Regions from separate parts of the Homo sapiens genome. Here region 2 is linked to region 1. A link is a loop called in an ENCODE intact Hi-C map of the cell type or tissue named here. Cell type or tissue: HepG2. All regions are shown on one strand. Each heading gives the region's core, and the rest is flanking DNA. Links, peaks and the distances in the headings are about the cores only. Region 1 has its middle 48 kb from the start of BCL2L14. Region 2 has its middle 110 kb from the start of BCL2L14.

Region 1 (15,522 bases), core at 4,965-9,964:
TAGGCTGTACCATCTAGGATTCTGTGAGTGCACTCTATCATGTTCACACAACAAAACTGCCTAATGATGCATTTCCCAGATGTATCCCTGTCGTAAAGCCCTGACTGTATTTCTGTTCATATCTTCCCTCCCTGCTTGATGGTTAATAAAAGTTGGTGATTGAATGAATTCCATAGTTGGAGATAATGTTAAAATGCACAGGTTCTCTTTTTTGTTTTGTTTTTTTTTTTATTGGAGACAGGGTCTCACTCTTTTGCCCAGGCTGGAGTGCAGTGTTGCAATCATGGCTCACTGCAGCCTCGACTTCCTAGACTGAAGAGATCCTCCCACCTCAGCCTCCTTAGTAGCTGGGACCACAGGCGTGCACCACCACTCCTGGCTAATTTTTGTAGTTCTGTAGAGATGGGCCTTCACCATGTTGCCCAGGCTGGTCTCGAACTCCTGGGCTCAAGCAATCTGCCTGCCGTGGCCTCCCAAAGTGTTGGAATTACAGGCCTGAGCCACTATGCTCGGCTATTGCACAAGTTCTGGATAAGGAAGTTTATTAATATCAGTTCTGTACAATGAACCTAGTGCCTCCAGTGGGGTCAGACTTGGGTGGGTGCTGGAGAAGCAAAGTTGAGTGAGCAGTGCACACTGCCCCTGAGGAATGAATTCCTCTGCAGGCTGAGCTCTCTGAGGCTCCTTGTGCTTTCATCATGACATTTAGCTTGGGAACTGCTTTCAGAGATACTGACCTGGAGCACAGAGGAGCCTGGGTCTCCTTTTCATCATGCTCTTCTGTGGCTCTCACCACCCACAGGATTAAGTAGGTTTCTTTGCATGTCTTTCATAAACTTGCGCTTGTCTGCCTCTCCCAAATATTTAATTCCTTGACCCTGTTTGATGCTTGGATCCTAGTTCCTTGCACACACCATGCTATTGCCAACTTATACCTTTCTATTCCCCTGAGATGATCTTCTCACCTTTGCTAGTCCGGGTAACTGCCAAGGCTTGTGGGCCTTCCTGACCCCCCAGGCTGAGTGCCTTCTCCTGTATTATATTCTCTTAGGATTTTATACATACCTCTATCATTATGTGGAAATAATCCAAACTAGTTTTTTTATGAGCCTGGCACACAGTAGGTGCTTTATAAGTGTTGAACTGAGATGAATGCTTACAGAGTGATTCTCAAACTTTATTCTACCTATGCATCATTCACATGCAAAACACACTCCCACACTTTATATCGTGCATGAGACATAGTGTTTCTTCATCCAGGGTAATGGGTTTAGAATAGGTAGGCACATCCTTCCAGGGGAATCAGGATATGAGTGGGAGGTAGGCTGGGACTAGTTAGAAATACCCTCCTTTTGCCACCTAGATTCTAATGTGTGTCTTGTTCTCAAGTTGAGAGCTGCTGAATTACTATAGGCCAGGTGGTGAGCTAGGCACTTTTAAAATTATTTCTAGAATGTTCACATTAGTCTTGCTAGGTGGTTATTATTATCCTCATTTTATGGATGATGAAACTGAGGTTAAAGGATTTGTGCAAAGCCACATAGCTGGTGTGCTAGGCCATTCTTGCACTGCTACAAAGAAATACCGGAGACTGAGTAATTTATAAGAAAAGAGGTATTATTGGTTCATGGTTCTGCAGGCTATACAGGAAGCATAGCAGCATCTGCTTCTGGGGAGGCCTAAGGAAGCTTCCAATCGTGGTGGAGTGCAAAGTCGAAGCAGGCATATCACGTGGCAAAACAGGAGCAAGGGAGGGGGAGGTGCCAGACACTTTGAAACGACCAGATCTCATGAGAATGAACTCACTTTCGTAAGGACAGCATCCTGGGGTTGGGGCTAAACCATTAATGAGAAATCCACTCCCGTGGGTCAGTCACCTCCCACCAGGCCCCACCTTCAACACGGGGGATTACAATCCAACATGAGATTTGGGCAGGGCACATATCCAGACTCTCTCAGCTGGTAAGTGACAGGTGGATGCTTGGACACACTACTTTCTGATGTGTTGCCATGCCTGTTTCCCCCAGTAGAACTGGGTTTCCCCTTAAAGGCATGGACTTGGTCTTAGTAATTTTTATATCCTCTGTACCTGACACAGAGCCTGGTGTCAGAAGGTCCCCAGTAAACGAGTGCCGAACTGAACTGAATCATTCTTGGTCATTTCTCTCTGCCACTTAGCTACAAATGTTTGGGATGACACATTTAGACCTGGTGTTGCAGTGCCTTCATCTCCAGAACCTTCATGGGTCAAATAACTGAGTCTGTCCAGACGTATCATGACAGCCCTGTTTTAATTGATCGTTGCCTATTGCCTATTAAAACCTTGTCAGATTCTAATTTTACAGTTCCCTCCTCCCTATGTCAGCGTTGGATTATACTTCTTCTTTCTAGATCCTCTGTTTCTGCTCTCTTCTGCCATTCTGTTTACACTGTCCCTTCTGTAGACAGAGCCTTTTTCTAGTTTTCCTGGTGGAATTCCATCTGTATCGCCTCTGGAACTCTTTCTGTTGACTGCTTTTGTTTCCTCCTTGTTACATATTGAGTAATTTTTTTTTTTTTTTTTGAGTTGGAGTCTTGCTCTTGTTGCCCAGGCTGGAGCGCAGTGGCGCGATCTCAGCTCACTGCCACCTTCGCCTCCCGGTTTCAAGCGATTCTCCTGCCTCAGCCTCCTGAGTAGCTGGGATTACAGGCACATGCCACCACACCCAAGTAATTTTTTGTATTTTTAGTAGAGACGGGGTTTTTCCATGTTGGCCAGGCTGGTCTCGAACTCCTGACCTCAGGTGATCCACCTGCTTCAGCCTCCCAAAGTGCTGGGATTACAGGTGTGAGCCACTGCGCCAGGCCGAGTAATTTTTTATTACATGCTAAACATTATGGGCTTTATTGTCTTCCTTTAAAGAGCATTGCATTTGTTTTGGCAGGTGGTTAGTTTATTGGTGGGTCTGCTTGACGTCATCCACCCTGGTGGAAAGGGTGTCATCTTTCCACCAGGTATTCACAGTGAGTAGTTGGACTTAGAAGCATGTCTCTAGGCTTGAGCACCTAGAACCTATTTTATTAGAATTTCTATGTCCCATAAGTTTGCTTTTCTACTTCCTTCCTCGTCACCTTCCTCCCCTTCACCCAGAAACGCACAGCCAGAGCCTCACGTGTGATGAGGGCAGCTATACCAGAGTTCCATTGCCATGGTTTCATTTCATTCACCATAGCATTGAGTTAGGTTGCATCTAATTCTACCATCTTGCTATTTGTTCTAGATTTTCCCATCTATTCTTTGTTCCTTCTCCCCGACTCTCCTGCCTCTTTTTGGGTTAATGAAGTGCTTGTGAGTATTCTCTTTCCTCTATTGACTTCTGACCTACAACTCTTTTATTTCAGTTCCTTAGCTGAGCACAGTCTGACTTGAATTAGTGAGACTTCATTTTTGCTTTAAGCAGACAATGTAGTTTAAAGAAATTAAAAAATAAAAGTGTTCTATAGTGACCCCATAGATTTACCATTTCTGGCACATTCCTGTGTGTATTATAGTTCTGTTTCTATCTGGTATCATTTCCCTTTGGCTTGAGGAACTTTCTTTAATATTTTTCATTGTGCAGTTGTGCTGGTGATAAGTTATCTCAGCTTTTATTTATTCATTTTGCCTTCATTTTTGAAGGATATTTCCACTGGATGTAGAATTCTAAGTTAGCAGTTTTTTTTCTTTTAGAACTTCAAAGATGGGATTCTGTTATCTTCAGGATTGCAACATTTCTGGTGAGATGTCAGTGATAATTCTCATTATTGCACCACTGTAGTCAGGTGGGATTTTTTTTTTTGTCCCCTGAATTCTTTTGAGATCTTTTCTTCATCATTGTTTTACAACGTTTGGCTATGATGTGCTTAAATGTGGTTTTCTTTGTGTTTATCTTGTTTAAGATACATTGAGATTCTTGGATCAGTGGATTGGTACTTTTTTGTCACATTAGGAGGTCATTATTTTTTGAAATATTTCTTCTGCCCCAATTCCTCTTTGCTTTCCTACTGAGACTACAGTTATGTATCTGTTAGACTGGTTAATAATATCCCATATGTGTAACTCAAGCTCTATTCTTTTATTCTAGTCCTTTTTTGCTCTGTGTGCATCAGCTTGGATAATTTTTATTATTCTGTCTTCATGTCTACTAATCTTTTCTTTTGCAGTGTCTAATCTTCTGTTAAGCCCATCTTGTGACTTATTTCAGTTATTTTAGATACATATATAAACATATTTTTTAGACAGAATCTTGCTCTGCTGCCCAGGCTGGAGTGCAGTGGTGCAATCTCGGCTCACTGCAACCTCTGCCTCCCGGATTCAAACGATTCTCCTGCCTCAGCCTCCCTAGTAGCTGGGATTACGGGCTTCCACCACCACGCCCAGTTCTTTTTTTTTTTTCTTGATTTTCAGTAGAGACACAGTTTCACCATGTTGGCCAGGCTGGTCTTGAACTCCTGGCCTCAATGATCTGCCCGGCTGGGCCTCCCAAAGTGTTGGGATTACAGGTGTGAGCCACCGTGCCCAGGCAGTTATTGTAGATTTTTGAGTCCCATGATTTTCATCTTGTTTCTTTTCATAATGTCTATTTTCCAATGAGTAACTGTTTTTCATTCCTTATGTCCACTTTTTCCCTTTAAATTCTTCAATATATTTAGTCATTTTAAAGTTTTTCTTTGCTAATTCCATCTGTATCACCTCTGGGATTCTTTCTATTGGCTGCTTTCTATACTACTTGTTTCCTCCTTGTTACACATTGAGTAATTTTTTATTACATGTCAAACATTATGGTTTTATTATCTTCCTGTAAGGATCATTGCATTTGTTTTGGCAGGTGGTTAATTTATTGGTGGATCCGCTTGGATCCATTATTGAGTGTTGTAATTTGGCTTTGTTTTGATGGGTCCAGTGCAGCCTCTCTCTAGTGCTGGGGTGGCCCAGCTCCACAGGTGTGGCCTTTCCCGGGCCTCTGTTGAAAGCCCAGGCTGTTCATCAAGCTCTTTCCACCATGGACACTGAGAACACAGTGTCTCTTCCCACCATGTGACCTCTGGAATCTCTGTTCAGTGCACAGCTCCTACTACCTATTCTCTCTCTCTCTCTCTTTTTTTTCTTTTTTTAAGAAACAGGGTCTCACTCTGTCACCCAGGCTGGAGTGCAGCAGCACAATCTTAGCTCACTGTAGCCTGAAGCTCCTGGGCTCAAGGGATCCTCCTGCCACAGCCTCCCAAGTAGCTGGAACTATAGGTGCATGCCACCACACCTAGCTAATTTTTAAAATTTTTTGTAGAGATGAGGTCTTGCTATATTGCCCAGGCTGGTTTTGAACTCCTGGGCTCAAGCGATCCTCTTGCCTCAGCCTCTCCTAAGATGCTGGGATTACAGGCATGAGCTACTGCACCTTGCCCCTGCTACCTATTCTCTACTAGGCTTTGTGAAAACATTACCCTGTACATGTGCAGTTTTGTTTTCAACTAGATTCAGGTGGTCTCCTCTGCAGATTTTTGGATTTCTGCTCTGTGCAGCTCCTGCCTCTCTCGTACCCTGTCCCACACACTCAATCCCTGCAGCAGCCCTAACCTTCGGTCTCTTTCCTCCATCCTCAGTTTGGGCTCCACTTCCGCGTGCTGTGGTTGGAAAGCCCCAGGCAGGAGGCCAGAGTAAATGTGGGTTTCACCTCTTGTGTTTCTTCTCTCAAGCATCACATCCCTGCACCATCTGTAGCGTTGCACCTGAAAACAGTTTCATATAATTCGTCCAGTTTTATTGTTGTTTATGGCAGGAGGGCACAACCAATACCCCTTACTGTGTCGTGGTGACAACCACAAGTTAGACCAGACATCATTAGTTTATTTTATAGTTAAGGGAACTGAGGCTCAGAGCACAGAAGCACTTTGCTCAAGATCATCTGGGAACCAGCTGAGTAAGGGCTAGGACTCAGGTTAGAGCCTATTAGAGCCCCATTAGGGGCTCTTGACGTTACTTCCACTTTTTGTTTCCCACTTTCCTTTCCTATCTTGTTCCCCTTCGAGGAGAATATACGGTCATCTTGTGTCCACCTTGGTGTCCCCATTTCTGTCATATTTCACATTGACTCTCATTTTCACGGCTTTGAACTTTGCTCTGTCTTATCTGGAAAATTCTATATTTTAGACCTCCTCCCCTTTTTGCTTCCATTTTTGTCAGAATATCTATGTTGCTTATCAATTATTGTATTTTCTCAGTATCAAGCACCGTGCTTGGCACGTAGACATCTCTTGATAAATGTTTGTCGATGGGACCAAGGAAGAAATGAGTATCATTTTATCCTTTTTTTTTTTTTTTTTGAGACAGAGTCTCACTTCTTTCACCCAGGCTGGAGTGCAGTGGTGCGATCTCAGCTCACTGCAACCTCTGCCTCCCAGGTTCAAGTGATTCTCGTGCCTCAGCCTCAGTAGCTGGTATTATACAGGTGTGTGCCACGATACCTGGCTAATTTTGTGTATCTTTAGCAGAGACAGGGTTTTGCTATTTTGGCCAGGCTGGTCTCAAACTTCTGGCCACAAGTGATTCACTCGCCTTGGCCTCCCAAAGTGTTGGGATTACAGGCGTGAGCCACTGCGCCTGGCCTTATTCATCTTTTGACCCTTTTCCGCCATGTGTCATTGAAAACAGGTGCGCTGTGAGGTCCAGGTGAGGAGCAAAAGTCTGCAGGCGTTGGCAGGGAGAGCCCCTGGCATGGTGTGCCCTTCACACACAGCCAGAACATGCTTGTCTCTTGATACGGGCTGTTGGCTGAGAATTCATGCATTTCTTTGTTATTCTTGTCATACTGGAATTAACCTACAGCCTTTTTTTCGCTTTCTATATCTTTCCTTCTCCTGGCAACAGTTTCATAAAGATCCCTTTCATTATCCATTTCAATCATGCCACTAAGATCTATCCACTTCTTTCTTTTAATTTTATCATCACTCTTTCCTCCCTACATTTCTAGCACACACTAGAATCTCGTATGCAATTTATTTCTGCTGTATCTTTCTCTTTTCCCCATTTCCATCTCTGGATGCTTTTCTAGAAACCTCTCTGTGGTACTTTACATTTCATCATTTCGATTCCAATGTATTCATCCTGGTTTCTCTGTTTATTGCTTTGCTTGAGGGACTCTGCTTATCTCTTCAAAGCCTTTGATTTCAGGGCCACTTTCCTTGAGCATCTGCTCACATCATTTTCCTACTTGTCCACCACTGCCAGCCAGGGAAGATCAGAGGCCTGCCCTCCCGCTGATCTCCCCTCTTTTGTTTTTAATCCCTTCTTGTTCCATCAGGAATTTCCTCCCTTCTTTATACCACTGCCAAACTTAGGTTTTCAGAGGTGAATTTTGGCTGTTAACTTCATAAAATACAAATGGAAACATCATTCCTGTTGCGTCACAACCTCTGTTCTTTCTTGTACCTAGAAACTGGGCCACCCTCCTGGCTCAGTTTCCATTTGGTAGCCATGTGGCAGCAGCTGGTATGTGTGTTTAAATAAACCCCATTCAGTTCTGTGCTCTTGAAACCTGCATTATTTGGTTTGTTGGGCACTCGTCTTAGATTTCCCATTTCATTTTTTTCTCAAGAATCCGTGGAAATCTTCCTCTACTCCTTCCACCTGTACCTTTCTTGTGGCGTTTAGGAAGCGGATCATATGTTTGTACATAGCTTTTCTCTTGAAAATTTCATTAGGGGGCTCTATGGATTTCTTTCGGGGAACATGCATTTCCATGAAGTGAATCGTTTTGCTTTTTTAGGTCATAAGCATTGTTATGTATCATCAGATCCAGATCCCATAAGTCTTTGGAAGGTTCTTATAATAAACTGTAAACAAAAATCTCACTCTGAAAATTGTCTGGTAAGGAAATCCACAGAGCCAGTTCCTTTCCTAGTTCCTGGTGAATAAACTGCTTCAAACAGGTAATACCTAGATTTCTTACACAAATGTACACCCAGTTTTTCCTTCCCTAGGGTCCTCTTGTCTTCTTTTTAGTGTTTCTTTTCTCACATTGCTTCTTTGAATTACTCTTTATCCTCTTTATATGACTTTAATTAGGCTTTGAAGCCTTCTTTTACATTTCTTTTTCTTTGCTTTCTGTTTTCTGCCCATTCCTCCAGGACTTGGGATCCATCCATTCACAATGAGAATTTCAACAGCGATTCCTCCCTACTTCCTCTTTCATGGACCTCACAGAACTTTCCTCCTGGAGCCAGTCTTGCTGGCCCCGGTTCCTCTTCTCATTAGAAGCTATCTCTCCTAGAGTCCTTCTTGCAGCACTGACCACCACAACGTGGCTTCTGTTTTCCCTTTTCCTTTGTTTCTATCACCGGGTGAAATCAGTCTTCTCCTCTGCGTTTCCCTGAAGCTCTACTAACCCCCTTTTCCTTCCCTCCCCATCTCAGGTGGCTTCCTTGAGTTCACCAGAGCAGCTGTCCCCAGTTTCCCTTTGTTGTTTCTCCTCTCACTCCGCACCCTTGAACCCTTGAGTCCAGCCCCGCTGGTTCAGCTCATGGCATTAAGGCCTGCTCTTGGGCAGTGTGCAGAGCCTTTCTCCAGGAAAGGCCACACACTAGGTAATTACGGTTTTATTTTATTATTAATTTTATTTTATTAGTATTATTTTTCTCTCTGTCTCGCTCTGTCGCCCAGGCTGGAGTGCAGTGGTGTAATCTTGGCTCACTGCAACATCCACCTCCCAGGTTCAAGCGATTCTCCTGCCTCAGCCTCCCAAGTAGCTGGGACTACAGGCACATGCCACCACGCCCGGCTAATTTTTGTATTTTTAGTAGAGACAGGGTTTCACCATGTTGCCCAGGATGGTCTCAAACTCCTAACCTCAGGTGATCTACCTGCCTCGGCCTCCCAAAGTGCTAGGATTCAAGACGTGAGCCACCTCGCCCAGCAGATAATTATGTTTTTATTCTCAACACCTGCATGTTTCACTTCCTGATATGCTCAGATGATTTATGGAAGCTCATCTTTTTCCATTTCCCCCAACTCTTATTGGAGTATAATTGACAAATAGAAATTGTATGTAGTTAAGGTGTACAACCGATGTTTTGAGATATGTATACATGATTAAATGATCACACAGTCAAGCTATTAACATCTCTATCACCTCACATAGTAGTCATTTTCTCTTATTTTGTGATGGGAGTACTTAAGATCTTACCTCTTAGCAAGTTTCAAGTGTACAATACAGTATTATTAACTATAGTCACCGTGCTGTACGATAGACCTCCAGAAATTATTCATCTTGCATAACTAAAACTTTTTACCTTTTGACCAACATCTCCCCATTTTCCCTCCCTATTACCCCCTGGCAACCACTGTTCTGCTCTCTGCTTCTGTGAGTTTGATTATTTTAGATTTTTTGCATAAGTCAGATCATGCAGTATTTGTCTTTCTGAATCAGGCTTATTTCACTTAGCATAATGTCCTCCAGGTTCATCCATGTTGCAAATGACAGGATCCTGCCCCCGGCCCTTTAACGCTGAATAATACTCCATTGTATATATGTGTGTGTGTGTGTGTATATATATATATATATATATATATATTTTACATTTTCTTTATCCATTCATCCATTGATGGACATTTAGGTTGTCTCCATATCTTTTGAGCCTCATCTTTTGCAGGCTTTCATCTTATACAAAAAGTATAGGAAAGTATCTCAAACTTTTCTGATAACAGTTCAGTTTTCTATTTCCCAGTCTAAACTCCATAGCAGCCAACCATTATTGGTCTACCAAGATGGTTAATACCTTGCCAAATCTCATTAACTGAATCATAATGTCTTTATGAACAAAGCTCCTAGATTTCACCAGACAGCTATTCTAGTGTTCTGACCCCTTTTTACTGCTAAAGTCTCTGAAATACATCAGGTTTCTGAATATTCTGATGGTCTGAACTTACTACTCATTTCTAGGAAGGTCTGCAAGTCTGTACTTTGGGTTCATGCATAATGAATGAAAACCAGGGTCTCCACCACACGTCTCAGACTGCAAGGGATTTTAGAAGGTGCTGCGTGGTTGCTATTTCCATTGTCTGGGCAATAATGGAGAACTCTTGTGACGTACAGTTTCCTATAGCATCTGGAGCAAAGCCAAAATTTTGATATGTTCTTTTCCAGAACTTCTCTAAGTTTGGGGACACTTTTAGTGTCCAGACCCGTGGGATCAGGAATTCTTTGTTTACATTTATGGTTGGTTTTATGGTTGGTAGAACTGATGACTATTTAATTGGTGCAGTAAGAGATCACCCCGCTTCAAACCCATTGGGTCCATATGATTGCATCAGCAGGTATTGGGTATGACCGCTTCGAGCTCTGTTGCCTGGTTTGTGAGACCCTGGCTTCAAGACACTCCTGTTAAAAGGCAAATATCCTTGAAGAGTCCTATTAGATAATTTCCTAGGGAGGGGCCTGGCCATTCCATTGCCTTTGGAGTCAGATGAACATGGATTCCCATTCTGGCTCTTCTACTTACGAGGTGAATGACCTACAAAGTCTTTGAGCCTCAGTGTCCTTTTCTGTAAAAACAGACATAACAAAACCTACTTCATTGGATTGTTCTCACCGTTCAGTGAGGGCTTTGGAAGGGTATTGTTATGACAAAGTGCTATGTAAAGGGCAGTAAATTGTCCCTCTTTTTGTTTCTTCCTCTTGCCTTAACCTTCTTGAGTGTGTGTGTAGAGGGGGGCCTCGCTGGCATCCAGGACATACAATAAATAAAGAGACAGGATGGTTATAAGAATACAGCGCTTGGGGCAGATGGAAAAATTCTGCCCCAAGGTAGACAGGGCAGCATAGGACTAAGGGCGAGAACTATGTGAAATAGGCCAGGCGCGGTGACTCATACCTATAATCCCAGCACTTTGGGAGGCTGAGGCGAGTGGATTGCTTGAATCCAGGAGTTTGAGTTCAGCCTGAGCAACATAATGAGACCATATCTCTATAAAAAATAAAAAAATTAGTCAGGCAGGGCCGCTAATGAATGGTGGTGGTGTGCTCCTGCAGTCCTGGCTACTCAGGAGGCCGAGGCTCAGGGAGGATCGCTTGACCCAGAAGGTTGAGGCTACAGTGAGCTGTGATTTTACCACTGCACTCCAGCCTGGGCGACAGAGTGAGAGCCTGTCACCCCACCAAAAAAAAAAAAAAAGAAAGAAAAAAGTGAAAGAAACCCTCATGTCGGGTGAAAGGGTCCCTTTCTCCTCTTTTGTGGAAGGTGGGTGTCAGCACTTGTTTTATTGCAGGAGGTGGGGAGGCAGTATTGTATGTTTCTTTGATTGAAATGTTGTTGCTGTTGTTGTTGTTGTTTTGGATGGACTAGAACAGTATTAAGACAAGAAAGGTGCCAGATGCAGTGGCTCATGCCTGTAGTCCTCAACTTGGGAGGCTGAGGCAAGAGGATCGCTTGAGCCCAGGAGTATGAGGCTGCAGTAAGCCATGATTGTGCCACTGCACTCCAGCCTTGGTGACGGAACAAGAGACCCTGACTCTAACAGAAAAAAAAAAAAAAAAAAAAAAAAAGACAAGGAAGAATGTTAGATTGCAAAGGCAAAGGTATAGGACATAGAATTGTGCACAGAAGGTTGGGGGGCTCAGGGAAGGTAAATGGCGCTCACTCACCAACTTTGCTCAGGACAGACCCTAGTTTTCTCCTGGACATTGAGCGTATTCACGTTAGTCTCTCAGCCTAGAATGAACGGAATTTATTGTGTTAAACTGGTGAATCAAAGGGACATGAATGCTAACTGAGGAACAGCTGTGGGACTCTGCTGTGGGATCCCAGTTGTAGCAACTTGCTCAGGTGTCTGTGTGCAGTGTTGGCTGTCAGAGGAATGAGATCGAGTTTGGGTGGGCTACCTCTTATCCAGGTAATCTGGAATGCATTTCCCAGGCTCTCTGAGCCTCAGTTCCTAATATTATCTAATATTACTACTTATATCACATACTTTTTGTAATAATTAAGTGAAAATACTTGATCGCTTTAAAGTTCCAAACAAATCTTATTTTTCTATAAAACTTGTATGGAATATTATTGAAGTCCAACCATTTGTGTGTTCCAGATAAGGAAACCATAGTCAGAAGAGATTAAATGAGTGTTCGAGGCAATTAGCGGCAGAGGTAGGAATGGAATCCAGGGCTCTAGGAAAGGGAGTGGAGGCAGGACACTGTGGGCCTCTCGGGCCAGGTGAGTAGGTTCTGACCAGCCAGGGCCACTAAAATGGCAGCGAGGGGGGTCCATGTGTGTCAGCTGTTGGGTGAGGAGAGCAGGCACAGAATGAAGTCTTTCATAAGTGAGTTACTGCTTGGCTGTCTTCCCAGAACGCCTGCTAAGCCGAAACTGCCCAAGGGAAGGGGCCTGTGTCGATCCAAGAATCCTTACTCTTGTAAGTGAGTTTGGATGGACTGTAGGGACATCAGAGGAGTTGGAGGAGGTGCGATTTTCCTCCCTTAGCCAAGCAGGAGTGTGTTAGATGGGACTTAGTAGGGAGAGGACCAGGGAGCAGGGTGAGGGGAGTTCATCCCAGGTGCTACCTGGGCCTGGCTGGCAGAGTGGTCCTATGTGTGTAGGGGACAGATTCCTCCATGTCAGCCACCACCTTGTGTTTAGTACGTTGCAGGGGCAGGGCACCCCTTCTCAGGGATATGGGATGGACAGCTGCTTCCTAACATCCTTTAGGAAGATTTTCTCTGGAAAATGATGGACTGAGACAGGAACACACTCAGGAAATAAGAAGGAGAGGTGGTTAAATACCTCACAGTTTTTGTTTTGTGGACCACACAGAGGTTTGAATGCTTGAGTTCCTAGCATTTACTCCCAATCCCTTTTTCTCTCTTACTTGCATTCTCTGGGGGCTTTTTAGGGTCTCTAATTAGCCAACTTCCGTTCCTTCCTCCTGCCCCCACCAGGGTCCCTCCACTGTGAGGTGCTGCAGACTCATAAAACTTGCGGCTTCACCGGGAGCTCGTGGTTCATTCTGGCACCTGGAAAGCCTGGGACCAAATGATTCCTGATTTCTGAGTTCTCCTTTGGTTCCAGAGGGCTCAGGGCTGTGGTGTAGAAGAGGGGCTCATTCTGGCTTGAGAAAACTCAATGTTAATTTTCAGGATTTTTGTGATCTAGTTAACATAACACTGGCCACTTGAAATTGGCCAAGGTAGGAGAGTATTTACACCATGGGAGTTAGCAAATGCTATGAATCAGGGCATTTTTTCGCCAGATACTTGGTTGTTAACCTTTTACCAGCATACTGCTTGCTAAGGGAGGGGTGCAGGATTCAGAGAAGTTTTTGGAGCAGCTCTTATTCAAGTTCCCAGAGACCCCCTAGAGCTCCCCAAGAAGGTCCAGTGGCCTAATACCCTAATTCCAGGCACCAACCTGTTTGGGTGTCAGATACCCTGGAAGAGACTGGCAGGGGAGCCAACACTGAGCGATACTCTGGGCTGGACAGTGACCAGGCTCCTTCTATCCCATGCTCCTGGCTCCCATCACCTGGTGTGACTAGGGAACCGCTCCAGGGCACAGCAGCCACATTCTTTAATGTGATGGAAAGGCAGGCCCGGGGCTCTGAGCCTGCTTGGAACTCCATGCCAGGACTCTCCTCTTTCCCTTCCTTATCTTTGGATGGCAATCACACAAGACCCAGATGTCAAACTGTCACTAATTTCCTAACCAAGGCATGTGGTGTTTGGCAGGCCCCCAGGCATCTGACTATGACTTTGAACCACCTTGACCTTGTTTGTGTGATCAGCCCCTGTAGACATTGTACATAGGCTCTGCTTCCTCCTACCCCTCCAAAACTTTCTCTCCCAACCGCCATCTCCAACTCCTCATGAACACAAATCACAACACAGCAAAACAAAAAAATTGATAAACCAACAAAGCAACAACAAAAACAAATGTAACTCCCCTCTAAAAGGGAAAACCACAAACAACATCCTCTCCCACCACCTCGGGGGGAAACTAACTTGCTGTCTTCCAGAAATGATAGAAACATGCTATTGAAAAAGCACTCAACACATGAATCATACGTCCTCCCACGACTTCATCTGCATGAAAACAGACAACTCATTTGCTTCCATCCCTAGTTTTCCTGCCCAGAAGTCACTATACTTTGGTGGCCTCAGAACTGGTTGCTCCGAGAGATGGCTGCTGGAGAAGATGCCAGGGGCCTGCTGGTACTGATCCCAGGAGAGGGGAAGGCAGGACAATGACTGAAGACCCACTCTCAGAGATGACCCGTGTGGTTCCCATGTCTGCAGTTTCTGATGGGATCAAGAGAGGGTGATGGACCTGCCCAAGGTCATCCTGGGAGTGAGTGCAGAAATGGGACAGAGTCAGAGTCTGTCAAGTCCTGAAGTTCCATTCCAGATGTTACAGTTGGCAGGGCTTAGACCAGGCTGCTGCCCTCACAGTACAGGCACATCATGCCCAAGGGAAATGAGGGCAGCTGAAATATCACTTTGCATGGGCAAGAGCCCAGCACAAGAATGGAATACTGTGTGTGGATGGGAATCCTACACTGAACCACCAGTCGCTGCCTTTCCTAGGAGTCAGATTTCTCCTCTGTCTCAGGAAGGGCTTGGACTAGATCAGGAATTGACAAACTGTGGCCCACACGCTAAATTGAGCCCACTGCCTGTTTTCGTCCGGCCAGTGGACTGAGAATGCCTTTTACCTTTTTAAATAATTGAGAAGGAGAGTAATGTTTTCATAATGTATGAAAATTATATGAAATTCACATTTTGATAACCATAAGTCAAGTTTGATTAGAACACAGCCATGGCCATTGTATTATGTATTGTCTATGGCTGCTTTTGTTGAGTGGTTGTGACGGAGACCGCATATGGCCCGCAGTTGAATATATTTACAGTCAGACTAGATGACTCTGCAGGCCCTTGCAGCTCTCACATTCTAGACAGGGTACTTTTAGGGGTCTTTCCATGGACCCTGTCAACCTTGACTATCCTTGTGAATTCTCCAGTGGTTTCTCAGTGCTTCTTCTGACCCCTTGTCTTGGTTGGTTTCTCGGCAGGGGGCACAGAAAAATGGGAAGAAGGTGATTCTGGACAGGGAAGAGAGAACTATTATGATTCTATTTTGATCAACCAAGAGCGAGATGGCTGCTGGTGTGTATTCTATTTTCCCCAGTGTCTCTAAAACTCACACTCATGGCAGAATTTCTAGTGGGCTTGAGACAAGGACCAGCCTCTGGGAAGGGTCTTTATCAGAGCAGACACTCAAGAGGGAAAAGACCATTTTTTTTTTCCTGAGTTTCCTGTTCTGCTCTATGCCTTTGTGTGTTACAACAGATCAGGAGACACGAATCTGGGCAGTTACGCAGCCAGGGAAGGGCCCTGGATGAAGTGCTGCCCTGCGGGGAGTGGGGTCCTGTGGTCAGCTCCTCCCAGCCCTGCTGCGTCCTGGACCCGGGCCTTGCTCTTGGACTCCCATGTCCTGTGCCCACTTGCTGTGTTCTGTGGCTGGGGC
Region 2 (15,522 bases), core at 5,273-10,272, 65 kb after region 1:
CTGGAATTCCTTACAGGGTGGGAAAGGAGATTTCTACTCAAAACAGTTGGCTGATTGGTGTGATAATGAACCTGGGGTGGCCGCCTGAAAGGGGGTCAAATTTAGAGTCTGGAGTGAAGAGTCACCTTTAACTCCCTGGGAGCATCTGCAGGGAGAAGTGAAAATCAACTTTATTTCTGGATGATTCCCTCATGGTGAGTTTTGCCTTTGGAGAGCAGGAAGTTGGAGACGCAGCATGGCGTGGAGATGAAGGGAACGTGCTGGAACAGTGGTTCTTGGTTGGGAGTGTCCAGTAGAATCACCTTGAGGCTTGCCAGGACACAGATGGCTCCACCTGACCCCCCAAATTTCTGACTCATTAGGTCTCTGATGAGTTCCCAGGAGGTGCTGATACAGCTGGTCCAGGGACCAGACAGTGAGAACCATGGCTACAGAGTCAGACAGACTTGGTTTTAAATTTTCATCATTAAGTAGTTTTATGACCTTAGGCAAGTTATACAACCTCTCTGATCTTCAGTTTTTTCATCTGTAAATAGGACAATAATTAAAGACAAGTTAAAAAATATATACAAAGTATCTAGTACTCAAAAAACAGGAACTATGATGAGTAGAGGGTAGAGACTGAGCAGGAATGGGAGACTTCAGGATCTGGAAAAAACTGTAATTCAAAAAGTCACTGGCCTGGAGTGGTGGCTCACGCCTGTAATCCCAGCACTTTGAGAGGCCGAGGCGGGCGGATCACTTGAGGTGAGGAGTTCAAGACCAGCCTGGCCAACATGGTGAAACCCCGTCTCTCCTAAAAATACAAAAATTAGCCAGGCGTGGTGGTGCGTGCCTGTAATCCCAGCTACTTGGGAGGCTCAGGCATGAGAATCACTTGAACCCGGGAGGTAGAAGTTGCAGTGAGTTGAGATCACACCACTGTACTCCAGCCTGGGTGACGGAGTGAGGCTCTGTCTCAAAAACACAAAACAAAAGAGCACAGAGAGGCCAGGCAGAGAAGCCAAGCTGCTGCTTCCCATTCTGCTCCCCTCTGCCCACATCATCAGTCACCAAGGTGGGCGGTGCTGGGAGTTTGTGTGGGGCAGAGGCACCCAAGGCAGCTTCCGAGAACCTGGCATAAGGGAGGACTGGGCTATTTTGAGCAAAATAGGTATTTCTGGCTTGTTTTTTCAGCTTAGTAACTCAAGGCAAAAAATCACATCCCAGAACTATTTTAAAGGCAGAGGAAACCTCCACTGAGCCGTAGCCCCCTCCTACACAGGGCTCTCAGGGCTGGATTTGGACTCCCAGAAGAACACAGTGTATCTGGGCCTCTGTGCTGGGCTCAGAATATTCTCCTGCGGCCCCATCTGTGGAAATGGAATCATGCTTCGAGGTTCTTTGCCTCAGTGAAGCTAGTGGCCCCTCACCGGCTGGTTTAATTTTTAACTCATCATCCGTTTTTTTTTTCCCCCTAAGGTTGTAAGCACTGCAAAATCATGATCTAGAACATATCTTTATATGCATTCTGTGATCTTTGGCAAAGGGCTGACCGGCTCAATAAATGGTAAACAATAGAGGGAGAAAGTGAGGAAGGAAGGAATAAAAGATGGAAGAAAGGAAAAAAGAAAGGGAGGAAAGGAGGAAGGGTGGGAGAGAAGGAAAGATAGAAGAAGAATGGAAGGAAGAAAAGATAAAGAAAGAAGGGACGGAGGCTGGGTGTGGTGGCTCATGCCTGTAATCCCAGCACTTTGGGAGGCCGAGGCAGGAGGATCACTTGGGGCCAGGAATGCAAGACCAGCCTGGGCAACATGGCAAAACCCCATCTCTACTAAAAATACAAAGATTAGTCAGGCATGGTGGCGCACACTTGTAATCCCAGCTACTTGGGAGGCTAAGGTGGGAGGATCCCTTGCGCTCAGAAGTTCAAGACCAGCCTGGGTAACAAAGTGAGACCTTGTGTCTGTACAATATTTTATTTTAAAATTAGCTAGGTGTGGTGGCACATGCCTATAGTCCTAGCTACTTGCGAGGCTGAGGTTGGAGGATTCTTTGAGCCTGGGAGGTCAAGGCTGCAGTTAGCCATGATGGTGCCACTGTTTTCCAGCCCTGGTGACAGAGCAAGACCCTGTCTCAAAAAAAAAAAAAAAAAAAAAAAAAAAAAAGATGGAGGGAAGGAAGAGAGGGAGGAAGGATGGGAGGAAGGAAGGAAGAACACGTTTCCTCAGCTTTCCTTTGGTAAGGCTTTCATTTCTCACATTCGGAAGAGCTGACTAGAGGGCATTTCCTGCTTCTGCAGAGGTTACTCCCGGGGAACAAGCTCAAGGCCTGTGAGATTGCACAGGACACAGAGGAGCATCCTAGTCACCAAGCTCTGGAACAGGAGGATGAAGGAGAATCAGAGGGAGTTTGACAGAGGTGGTTTGAGCTTTCTTGTTGCGTAACCTGAGACCTGCCTGATCCCTTTCTCTACCCGACGCCTGCTCCCAGAAGGAAGTGATATCTTTCTCCTCTGAACCCAAAAACCACTCCCTTTCTATGGACATGGTGTAAGGGCGGGTTGTGGGTGCTCTTGGGTGGCCCATGTGGGCAGAGCAGCTGACCACCACTCTGAGCATCTTCTCCTTTTTCCCATCAGTAAAATCCACAGGTCAAATGAGATTCCCAAGTGCTTCCACCCAGTCTCCAAGCCTCAGCTCATTTTGGTTTATGTGGCGTCAAAGGCCTCAGCAGGTCCACAAGCGGCAGGAGGCCCGACTGAATACATTCACCCGTTACCCGTGTTCCGGGCCCTTCGGCTCTGTGGGTTTGGGCCCAGATGATCTCTCTGAAATTTCATCCCCCCTGTCAACACAGTGCTGATGGGTGCCCCTCTTTGTTTCTGGCCCCCAACCCCTGCTCAGGAGCACCCACCTGTTTTCCATTTTCAGCTGTGTGCTTAGAAACACCTTGACTCTTCTCACACCTGCCAGGTAAATGGGTTCTCTCCTGCTCCATCTTGCTGTTAGCCCCTTTGGTCTTCTGTTGAGCTCCCTAACCTTTGCAGGGCGGCTAGTGCCTCTGGAGATAAGGGATAGTCTCTAAATTCTCAGCGGGTATTATTAGTATTTGCATTCTAAAATAGAAGTTTCTAAAGGCACGATCAATATTACCTTTTATTTTATTAATAGCTTCCACACTTAGTTCAGCCCCCTGAATACGTCCAGTAAAGGACTTTACAAATGGCGTCCAGTAAATACTTTACAAATGTTCCTGCCTTCAATGAGGATTTACACATCTGAATTCATGTAAATAATTTAAAGAATACTGGTACTTAACAACTTCCAACTTCATTTACTTTTTCCATTTTCTTCCATGCAGATTTATTTCTTTACTGTTTCCTCTGTTCAAGGCTTTATTTCATTTCTTTCTTTTCCAAGAATAAGATAATATATTGAACTCATAGCTAGAGGTAAATAAGTAACTTCCTGTTTAAATTTAGTTTTAGCCTACATTCTTATCTGTTATAATTACAGCATTGAATTATTTTAAGAATCTACCTACAATGGGGAACTCTTCTCTCCCCATGTTCTGCTTCAACCCATAAAGGAAGAAACTTCCACTAACATTGCCACTTTTTTGAGGAACTGCTATGCTATGTGTTTGAGTTGGTTTGGGCTGTTGTAACAAAATAGCACACTGGGTGGCTTAAACAACAGAAATGCATTTTCTCACAGTTCTGGAGGCTGGAAGTCCAGGGTCACGGTGTGGGCAGGGCTGGTTTCTCCTGTGGCTTGCAGATGATCACCTTCTGACGGTTTCCTCGCTTGGTCCTTTCTTCTGCGGCAGGTGGGAAGCGAGCTCTGGTGTCTTTTCCTCTTCTTACAAGGGCTCAAGTGATCTGCCCTGGTTCTATCACATTAGGGTCCCATCATCATGGCTTCATTTAACCTTAAGTCCCTCCATAAAGTCCCTATCTTCGAACACAGTCACACTGGAATTTAGGACTTCAACATACTAACTTTTTTTTTTTGAGATGGAGTTTGGCTCCTGTTGCCCAGGCTGGAGTCAATGGCGTGATCTCGGCTCACTGCAACCTCTGCGTCCTGGGTTCAAGCGATTCTCCTACCTCAGCCTCCCGAGTAGCTGGGATTACAGACATGCGCCACCACGACCAGCTAATTTTGTATTTTTGGTAGAGATGGGGTTTCTCCATGTTGGTCAGGATGGTCTCGAACTCCCGACCTCAGGTGATCCACCCACCTTGGCCTCCCAAAGTGCTGGGATTACAGGCATGAGCCACAGTGCCTGGCCCAACATATGAACTTCTGAGGGACACAGTTCAGTTCCTAACACTTGGTTGCTGCTTTTTTTTTTTTTTTTTTTTTTTGAGACAAGGTCTCCCTCTGTCGCCCAGGCTGGAGTGCAGTGGCATGATCTTGGCTCACTGCAACCTCCGCCTCCTGGGTTCAAGTGATTCTCCTGCCTCAGCCTCCCAAGTACCTGGGGTTACAGATATGTGTCACCACGCCTGGCTAATTTTTGTATTTTTAGTAGAGACAGGGTTTCGCTATGTAGGTCAGGCTGATCTCAAACTCCTGGGCTCAAGTGATCTTCCTGCCTTAGCCTCCCAAAATGCTGGGATTACAGGCATGAGCCATCATGCCGGGCCTTGGTTGCTCTTCTCTATAAGAGAAGGAGGAATTAATTGGATGGATGAGAGCTTGATACATGCATTGGGCCATATTTTTAGGGGTTGGAGCATGATGTAAAGACAGGGTCTCCTGGTGCCCCACCTCCTGCTTCCTGGCCCTCTCTGTGGAGGCCACAGGATGATGCTGTGCTTCTGGCCACCCAGTGAGCAGACTTGGGCTGCCCTCGCCAAGCCCCTCCTCGGGTCTTCCTGCTTTTCAGCCTGGGTGGCCAGTGCTGCACGGCAGATCTGTCTGCCTGCAACTCTGAGAAGGAGTGGAGTGCCCCATTTTGGTCCAGGCCAGGGTCTCCAATCAAACTTCATAAGAAAGCCCAGTTCTTTGAATGTGAGCTACTCGACTCCTGTATTTTAAACTGCACCCGCCCCCTGCATTCTAGCCTTTTCCATCCCTTTCCTCTGCTCCCTTTGTTTTCTCCGTGGCACTTTTTGTCTTCTGACATTTCTCCAGTTCATTCCTAAGAATTTTTAACATGCTTTCAAACAGCTTTCTGAAAAACATACACTGAAAGGTTTCGAGGTTAATTCTATCAAGGAAGGTGGGGGCATATTTAACTTAGGAACAAAAGCTTTTTAGGTGCAGCCAGGGGAGAGTATATTAACTGTTTTCAAATATGTAAAGCATGGTGTTGCAGAAGCATTACAAACAGGCTCTAGAATTTTAGCTTATGGAAGCTGTGGAAGGGAATGGTGATGATAGGGAACATTTATTGAATCCTTCAACATGCCAGGCAGAATGCTAAGGGCTTTTTGTCCATTTTTTGTTCCTCGTGATATAGCTAACACCATTCACCCCATTTTACAGCATTTTCCTGCCTCAGCCTCCCGAGTAGCTGGGATTACAGGTGCCTGCCTCCAAGCCCGGTTAATTTTTGTATTTTTAGTAGAGACGGCGTTTCGCCATGTTGGCCAGGCTGGTCTCGAACTACCGACCTCAGATGATCCGCCTGCCTTGGCCTCCCAAAGTGCTGGGATTACAGGAAACTGAGCCCCGGTGAGGTGAAGCGGCTGGTTCAAGAGTCCACCTCAGGTCTGCCACATTCCAGGGCCCCTGTGCATGGCGCTAGGCTTAAGAAAAGAACATTCTAACAATCAGAGCTGGCCAGCGATGCAATGGCAATGATTACCATGTGGTCTCTTCTCCGCTCTGAGCCTGATCCAGCGGAGGCTGGGTGACCATCTGTTAGGATTGCTGCAGAAGGGAGATCGATTTAGACAACTTCTAAGTCTCTTTCCAACTGTAAGATCTTAGGAAAACTTGATGGGCAGCCCCATGGGAAAGGAATTACATTTGTTCTTTGTAGCTCTGTTCAACAGAGTAGCATTTCTCAGCCTTCTCCATCTAGAAATCCTCAGTGTCAGAGGCAAGTGAATAGATACTCACTCCTTGGAGGTCTGGATAGAGCTGGCAATGGTTGCCCGAAGCAAACTTTTTTGTGCCAAATCTGAAAAAGAAATGATTTGAATTTTATATTATATACTAAAATATGCTTGTTTGTTTTAATAAAAAATATCTTAAATTGAAATGTAATTTTTTTTTTTTTTGAGACAGAGTCTCGCTCTGTTGCCTGGGCTGGAGTGCAGTGGCGTGATCTTGGCTCACTGCAACCTCCACCTCCTGGGTTCAAGCGATTCACCTGCCTCAGCCTCCCCAGTAGCTGGGATTACTGGCGCCCACCACCAAGCCCGGCTCATTTTTGTATTTTTTAGTAGAGACGGGGTTTCGCCATGTTGGCCAGACTGGCCTCGAACTCCTGACCTCAGGTGATCTGCCCGCCTCGGCCTCCCAGTGCTGGGATTACAGGCGTGAGCCACCATGCCCAGCCTGAAACATATTTTAAAAAGCATAACCATTCAATGCAAAGCTTAAATTCTGTTTCCCTAAGAAATCTTCATTTTAATTTGATTCATAAGGAAAACATGCCTTATTTATTTTATGGGTTTACTGATCCCCAATACATCACCTAGAGTCTCTGGGGGAGCATTTCTCCAAGTATGGGAAGCAAAGCAGTAGTGTTAAGACCAGTGGGGAGAAATTATAGAGAGGGAGATCAGATTTTATCCCAATTCAAGAGGGATCTTTCTAAGAGCTGCCATTGTGCAACAGTGGAATGAGTTCTCCTTAAAAGTAGCCAGTACTACTACTAAAAAATTTCCAAGCAGAGATGGGTCATGGGTGGGGGGAAGCTGCCAGTAAATTCTACTTTGGGAACAATGGTGCCGGAGCAAATTCACAGCCATGATTAAAGGAACAGGCAAAACCCGTGCTAACCACCACTTGAAGAAGACTCTGCACTTATAGGGAAGCCATCATTGGAGTATTAAGAGCTGACGTGGTCCTCACGATGTGCCAACCCCTTTAACCAAAGCTTTGATGTGCCATTTAGTTGTTGGAGGGACGCATATTGTCATCAATCCCATTTTCCAGGTGAAGAAATAGAGGCTCAAGGACATTAAATGCACCAAAGTCTCACAGCTGCCAGGAGTGGAGCTGGGCTTTGACCCTAGGCTGTTGGAGTTGGGTTGGGATTGCCTCTCCCTCCCAGTGCCTTCCCTGACCCTTCTGTCCTCACCCCCTCCCCATGATGCCGCTGCCTTTATTCTCAGCGCTGGCCTAGAAGGGATCTTGTATGAGGGAGGAGGACAGGCGGTGGTGGGTGGTCAGGACACCTGGACTCTGGTTCACACCCTGCCACTACCCAGGTGACCTTGGGAGGGCCGCTTACCTTCCTGTTTGTTTAGGTGCTGATTCATTGTTTCTGAATCTGCCACATGGGCCGTTTCTTCCTAAAACTCAAGGAAACTGTGCCACATCATGAAGGAGTCCCACTCCGCCACCAGTAGGACAGAACTGTAGTAAAAACAAAGTAGAACAAAGTAAACAACCAAGAAAAGAAAACAACCAAAAAGCAAAGCACCTACTGGGAAATGCCTCTCTCTCCTGGGGATTTACTTTCCTGGAAGGTCTCCCAGGCGCGGGACTCAGTACAAAGTATGTCTTTCACTGGACCAGGGAATGTCTATTAAGGGGTGCTCTCTTTGTGGTGCCCACCACCAACATTATAATAGGTTTTATTGGACTCTTCCTACTCACTGTGTATTTACACCTTCACAAAAATACAGATAATCATGCCCAGATGGCTGTTTGGTTTCCAGTTGAAACAACCATGTGATGTGATGTGTCGATGTGGGCCAGAGGTTTCAGCTGTGAATCATTTCTGGGTTTCCTGCTGTTATGGTGAGGTGGTGAGGCATCCTCGGGTTTCCCAGGGAGTCTCTGTGCTAACACTTCCCCCTCCAGAAACAATGAGGATAAAAGAAGTCTCCCTACCAGGGAGCCACGTTTACCACCGAGAGCTTTACCTTATAGCTCAGGGTGGGCGAGGCGAGTGTCAAGGATTTCTTTCCAAGATGCTTCTAAATCACAAGAGGATCTTAGGGGAGTTGAACCACTGTAAGAGTCTCACCCTTCATCTCTGTTTCATTTTTAGAAGAGACTCCTCCACGTGAGAGGCAAATGCACTAAGGCTTGGTATTGTCACATATGCTGGAAAACTTGCCTGAGTGTCCTGAGGGTCTCACAGGCTTTTCAATTTGTAGATTGCAAGAGAAGGCATTCTTTCAATTGGCTTAGCCAGACTGCAAACAGCTCAGAAGAAATGATCTGTTCCCTTATTCATTCCACAAGCATGCCTTGAGCATCTGCTAGGTGGGGCTATACAGATAAAGACACAGTTCCTTCAAGGAGCTCACAAGATGGCTAGGAAGTGTCTTCCATAAACCTGTCAATATGCAGACACAAGTGCAATATCAGAGGCGAATTCAAGGAGCGATAGAGGGAGAAACTGATTGTCTTGGGTAGGATGACAAGAGAAGGACATTCCAGGAAAAGAGCACAAAGAAAGGAAGGATAGAGAGATCCAAAGAGCTGCCACCTGGGAGGAGTTCATTGTGGCCAATGCAGAAAGCGAATTTATAGGTCAGGAGAGTATTGGGGGCTGGAAAACTAGATTGGGCGGATTATGAAGGGGTTTGCCAACCTGACTCAAAGAAGTGCGAATGAAGGCAGTAAAGAGGCAGGAGGCTGAAGGCAGGTCCAGTGGATTGAGGGGCCCAGAAGGGTTAAGATGGGAGAAAATGAATATTAATAAATTTATGAAGGAAATATTAATATTAATAGCAGTAAACATTATTGAATACTTTCTATGTGCATAGTAATGTGGCTAGGTGCTGCATTCACATTTAATACAGTTACTCAAAGAGATGGGTCCTGTAATTTTTTTTTTTTTTTTTTTTTTTGAGACGGAGTCTCACTCTATCTCTAGGCTGGTGTGCAGTGGTGCGATCTTGGCTCACTGCAGTCTCCGCCTCCCAGGTTCAAGCAATCAAGCAATTCTCTGCCTCAGCCTGCTGAGTAGCTGGGATTATAGGCACACACCACCATGCCCAGCTAATTTTTGTATTTTTAGTAGAGACGGGGTTTCACCATGTTGGCCAGGATGGTCTCGATCTCTTGATCTTGTGAACCGCCTGCCTCAGCCTCCCAAAGTGCTGGGATTACAGGCATGAGCCACCATGCCCAGCCAATTATGTGTGTTTTTTTTTTTTTGTTTTTTTGTTTTTTTTTTTTTTTTTTGAGATGGAGTCTCACTGTCACCCAGGCTGGAGTGCAGTGGCGCAGTCTCGGCTCACTGCAAGCTCCGCCTTCCGGGTTCACGCCATTCTCCTGCCTCAGCCTCCAATTATCTTTTATTTAACAGATGAAGAGACTGAGGCTTATGGAGGTAACAGAAATAAACTTCTCAAAGTCCCATAGATAGGAAGAAGACAGCAGCTGGCTCAAACCTTGGTTGTCTTATGCAAGGGAGAAATAAGAAATGTAAAAAAAGGAAAAGAAAGTCAATTTACTTGCCTTCAGTTATTTCTCTGACCATTTAATTATACACCACTCATTTAAAAATATTTTATTTATCCTGGCCAACGCTTTTTCCTCCAAAATCTTTGGTAGAAAGTTTAGTCTTTGCTTTTATCCTTTATTATTTCCCTCTTTTTGCAATCTTTACTACATGTACACAGTTCATTGTGAAAATCTTTTTAGGATGCACTCGTATGAAAAGCATAATGCAAAATGAAAATTCATCTATAAACAAACAGGGCAAACAGCATCTATTTGCGGTTTTCTTTGCACAGGTAGTTTGTTTCTCAGTGCTGAGCTTTGGAGAGGATATTCAGAGTGTCTGTTTTTCCATATTTTCTGAGCAGTACACTGAAGTTTTTAGAATGTGTGCATATCCACTGATATTTTGGCATCAACTGAGATGCAAAGTAATTGAATAGGACAAAAAAATAAAAATAAAAGGAGAGAAATGGTTTACAAAACCACCGTAAGCCTGACTTGTGTATTCATGGGATTTATAAATAGAGTTAGCTATAGTTAGGCTTTTCGTATGAGTGGGGCAGGGAGCAAGGCTGGGATCAGCATATGGATGAACAATAAAGGTATCCTCTCGCAGGTGATGAGCTCTGAGAACCACGTATCCTTGATCCCTGAGCCCTGATCTCTTTCCCTAATGGGGATCTAAACATTCATTCACAGACCCTTACAGTAACTCCAACAGAGGTGTGTTTTTAGGGGCGGAGCGGATGGAGTGAAAAGCTCTTCTTGGCCACACTGTGGATCTCTGTCAGCCTAGCAGCTGGTGAGATGAGTGGATGCTGAGAGTGATCCACAGGTGGGGAGACCTGGATAGTGGCTCTTCCCCTTCTCCCACATGATGGTGTTCGCAAGGGAAGGAAAGGCTCAATGTGATGTTCATGCATGTCCTTAGGACTTGTCAGAAAGGACTTCTAGACGGGGCATCTGTGTATGTACAGTATTCTTCAGAGTCTCGTGGTGGCAGAGGCAGCAGAATTGCCAGCAGCTTCCAAGGTGGGCCAGTTCACCAGGTGCTTGGTCCCATGTGCTAACGTGGAGGACAGACAAACTGAGGAAGGTGCTGTCAAGCTACCAGGGCACACAGAAACCACCACCGGGAACTGAGACATGACGCTTCTCTTGGCCACTCATGAAGCAAAGTCCTAATTCTAGGCTGGAAGGATTTTTAGCTACGATACCCAAGTTTCTTGCTAGTGAAGTCTAACTGGAGTGAGTTGAGAGAGTTTGGGAGAAAACTAGGAGATCGGGAGTGTGGACAACACTTGCAGGGAGTTGTATTGCAAGAAAGGTGAAGAGTACAACAGAGAGGGGGGCAGTACATGGTTGGCAAAGTTCATGGAAGGTTTTTGTTTTTAAGATGGGAGAAATACTAGCCATTGGGATGTATGAGTTAGGCAGCATGGGTCATTATGGCTCTATCGAAAAGGAGGATGTCAAGTGAAAAGAGCAAGTGCAGATTAGAACATACAATATGATAGAATTTATGTAGAAAGAAAAATTCCATTTCTTTATGCGTACATATGTAGTGAGTATCTTTTAAAGATCTTCATGGCATGGTTACCATTAGCCTCAGGCCAGTGGCTGCCTGCTGGAGTGGAGGGAAGTGACTGGGATCAGGGAGGGATGCTCCAACAGAAGTACATGCATCTCAATGCTTTTTGTTTTTTGTTTGTTTGTTTGTTTTTTTACAAAAAAATTGGAACAAAATATGGTAAATTATTGTGTTAGCTAGATTGTGGCTACATAGATATTTATTATTGCCTACGCTTCTCTCTTTACGTTGAAATACTTATAATGTAAAACAAACAACACACAAAAATGTCACCATCATCATCATCAACATCAACCATAAAAAAATTCTCTACTGCTTTGGAGATTTCAAATATAGATCTACCAGAACGTATGAGGCATTGGCTATGATTTTTCAAGGTCTTTTTTTTCCAGCCCGATGCTGTGAAAACAAAATTGCTTCAAGGCAAGCGTGTTGAGTGAAAGGACGTGTTAATTAGTTAATGCCCTGCTTTTTGCCACCTCTCTTCCCACCACCAGGGAGTGTTCTGGCAGGTGGGGGTGACTGTGAGAGGAAGATAGGTAAGTTTTGGATGATGGTTCATGTCAGTAGTGTATACTTGCACCTTGTATTTGGAGCAATGTTGACACATTGGCTCAGATACTTTTGGAGAGAAGTTAAGGTTGTGGGCAATGCCTGGATGGAGACACATGACTGGAAATTAGCAAAATGTGAAGTTTATCATTGTAGGTTTTATTTTCCCTTAATAATCACTGAGAAGCAGGCATAACTGTCTTTTTCTTGATGTGCACAGCCACTTATGTTGGTCTTTGCCGGGTGTTCTCTGCTATCTGTTTATGTTGAAAACTGCAATGACTAGAAGGTCTTATGCTGTAAGGAAGGACAGAGGAGTGGGGCAGGAAAAGGGGCAACTGGAGAAAGCCATTTATAATTTGTCAAGATATGAGTCTAAATGTCTTACTTTAAAAAGTGTCACAAAACAAGCTAAAGGACCTCTCAGAGAGGAAGGTCTAGAAGAGATAGAGCAGACACCCGTTCCTTTTATTTTGGCTGCCCATATTTTTTGAAGATAGAATGCAAGTGCATTATAGCTGATGGATCAATGGAAGGAAGTGCTAAAGAAGCTGGTTTCATTTCAGTATAAGGCAGTTTTTTTTTTTTCCCAAATAATTGAGTGTGTGTCAGAGCCAGGGGCAGCCTCATGCAGCCAACTCTAAGGACGTTTGTACAGATCAAGCTGGGTGGCTTCCTGTCCATGAGGCCATGGGTGGTTTCAGGTTTGCATCAGGAAGGGAGGTTGCATGAGGTCTAATTTCAAGGGTAGACTGATTCTTTGAATGGCAGGGGCTCTTCCTACTGTTTTCATAGCATTATCTCCTCTCCCTGCCATTCTATAGGCACCAAGATAGGAGAGCCTTCTCCCTGAGGGTACAGACTACGAATATCCCAGTCTCCCCACCATGATACTTAGGGATATTGTGCAGATGCAGACGGATCGGCTACAAATGTACTTGAATTTTAGGATAACACTGCAGATTCAGGGAGATGTTACTGGGTGTTCGTTCCTGGATATTGTGGGAAAATTCCCTGCAGTTCTCCTCTAAACAACTTGAGAAAACTGAGAAAGAAGGAAAAAGTCTCGGTGAGGATAATGACACAGCATCTGAAATTGACCTTTCAGGGTTTGGCTTGATTCTTTCTGATAGGCACAAGAGTTTAGAGCTGGGCAAATAAATCCGATTGCTTACCTGTTACGTCTGATCTGGTTGTTTGAAGAACTGAGATAAAAGCCCAACTCTTCATGACCCGTGTCATCTGGAGCTCAGCAGCTGCCACCGACAGTCAAGCACATAGTCTTGGCCTGAGTTCACCACAGGAGGTTCGAGTGTTTGCTTGAGGACTGCTCAGGATGGAGACCTTTGGAAAGACACCAGCCAGATGTCCAGGCGTGCTCAGAGGGGTGGACAGCTGCTGCCTTGTTATCCTGTGATGTGAAGTGGCATTCCAGACCCTTGGAGCTCAGTAGTCAGGGCACAGTCATTCAGATATGGTGTTCAGCCAGCAGAGACGGGGCAGGGTCACAGAGAGGACCTGGGGTAGCAGCACCTGGGGTAGCTCCAGTGTAGCTAAACACTTGAGGATTTCTAGCAAAGGGTTTAGAAATTCTTCCTTTCCTCCCTGGCTCTTTGTTAATGTGCTATATAAATCCATGCCCAAGAAGGAATGGAAAGAAGGAGCTGGTATGGAAAGATGCCTGGCAGCCATTCTCCTCTGTGGCCCTTCACCTTCTGTAACTCCACTCAGCACTCAAGGCAGGAGCATGTGAGAGAATTACTCCTTCCTGCAAAGGAGTAGTTTGGAATATTCAAATACAGTATATAATGGAGCCTCTCACAGATTGCTGTAGAAAACTATCCTGGGTTTGATTAGCAGAAACATAGGGATAATAAAAGCTAACTGTTACTTAGCATCCTTTTCAAAGCATTTTTGGACAATCTCTCACCTGCACCTCTCTGCTCAACAGTATTCTTATTTACAAACGATGAAACTGACTGAGCAGGCGAGGGTCTTACAGAGGTCGTGGGCCTAGTGATGGTGAGACCAGGACTGGACCCAGGTTCCTGCCTTCAAGTCCCATCTGTCCATTTCCATGCCAGCCTGCCTGCTGTTCACTTGTTTTTGGACACTCCAGTCTGGGAGGGGCTGCTTGGGTGGTAGCAGCATCTCTGGACATCCCGAGAGGTCGTGATTGGCCCTGCAAGGCCTCCAGCGCTGGGCACCACACACGTGATGCTCACCTCATAGTCACTCCCAGGAACGCGGCTTCATCTCTCATTTACACCTGGTTTCTCCATACCTTGAACAAATGCACTCAACAAATACTTGCTGAATTAATTTGTTGTGCTATTATTTCTCCTAGTAGATTGTAAGGCAAATGGACTGCACTGTGGTCAATGCTGCACCTGCCATATGAACTATGGAGGGATTTTTGTTTTGTTTCGTTTTTTGAGACAGAGTCTCACTCTGTTGTTTAGGCTGGAGTGCAGTGGCATGATCTCGGCTCACTGCAACCTCTGCCTCCCAGGTTCAAGTGATTCTCCTGCCTCAGCCTCCCAAGTAGCTGGGATTACAGGTGCCCACCACCACACCCAGTTAATTTTGTATTTTTAGTAGAGGCAGGTTTTCACCATGTTAGCCAGGCTGGTCTCAAACTCCTGACCCCAGGTGATCCGTCCACCTTGGCCTCCCAAAGTGCTGGGATTACAGGCATGAGCCACCGCGTCTGGCCTGGAAGGAATTATTATAGTGAATTTGATTGTTCTTAAGAGATAAATAAGCTTCAGATCCTGGCTCTATGCATTAGAAGTCTTGGGACCTTGAGCTAGTTACTTAAATCCCTCTGAACCTCAGTTTCTCTTTTCTTTCTTTTTTTTTTTTTTTTTGAGACGGGGTTTTGCTCTGTCACTGAGGCTGGATTGCAGTGGCCTTGACCTCCTGGGCTCAATGATCCTCCTGCCTCAGTCTCCCGAGTAGCAGGGACTACAGGTGCACAACACCACGCCTGGCTAATTTTGAAATATTTTTAGAGATGGATTCATGCTATGTTACCCAGGCTAGCCTTGAACTCCTGGCCTTAAGTGATCCTCCCACCTAGGTCTTCCAAAAACACTGAGATTATAAATATGAGCCACCGTGCCTGGCCTGAACCTTATTTTTATTCTGTGTAAAATGAGGAACACAGGAGTGTTGTATGGATTAAAAAAGATTATGTACCTTGAGTGCTTAGCTCAAGGTACTTTAATATTATTAACTTTTAATAATAATATTAAAGGTTAAATTTAAATAACAACAATTTAAAGTGAATCACTATGAAATAGAAATATGGTATCAGTTGTTCAAAATAAAGGCAGTAAAAAGGAGGATGCTAACCCCAATCAATTACAAGGAAGGTAAGATGGAAAAAAGAGAAAAAGCAGGGTTAAGGACAGCAGGAAAAATGGATGGAAGTAACAAATAAAAAATGTTTTACATTGAAGATTTTTGGTTCCCATCATAAACTCGAATCACATGGACTGCATGGCCGATCACTACAGAGGAAGAGCAGGGGAAGAGCAAGCCACAGCCTCCTCCTTATATGTTTGGGGAGCCAGGGCATTCTTGCCATTTATCTCTCGGGTGTGTCCAGGTTCTCTTGCACATGACATGCTCTCAAAAGGTTGGGCATAATAGTCTTTCCTGTGCATGGTCACACCTCACAGTATAATTTCGTGGGTGTATGAATTCCATAGACACTCTCCCATCAAAATAATTATCATTTAGTGGTCCATTTTTTGAGTGGACTGTCTTATTAACACACCCGGGAAGTATCAAATGGTATTTGAT

What was found. A loop is a pair of places that touch in the nucleus more often than their neighbours do. Peaks named below come from ENCODE experiments on the same cell type or tissue, not always from the same donor. Only the 100,000 strongest peaks of a DNase experiment are listed, where the experiment ranks them.
Region 2: a loop joins it to region 1, with 11 times the contacts of the local background. A loop is called at or near these places in 5 of 110 quality-filtered maps.

Annotation. Positions count from the first base shown.
Region 1 is chr12:12,015,444-12,030,965 of GRCh38, reverse strand. No RefSeq gene overlaps it. Among named protein-coding and RNA genes, the nearest start is that of BCL2L14, 48 kb to the left of the region's middle. RefSeq lists a silencer at 2,131-2,200 and an enhancer at 6,854-6,903. In HepG2, for the core only: no CTCF peak of the experiment used is centred there; no DNase peak of the experiment used is centred there; H3K27me3 peaks cover 1,902 bases.
Region 2 is chr12:11,951,239-11,966,760 of GRCh38, reverse strand. No RefSeq gene overlaps it. Among named protein-coding and RNA genes, the nearest start is that of BCL2L14, 110 kb to the left of the region's middle. RefSeq lists enhancers at 6,987-8,186, 12,134-12,343 and a silencer at 8,152-8,446. In HepG2, for the core only: no CTCF peak of the experiment used is centred there; a DNase peak (open chromatin) is centred at 7,390; H3K27me3 peaks cover 71 bases.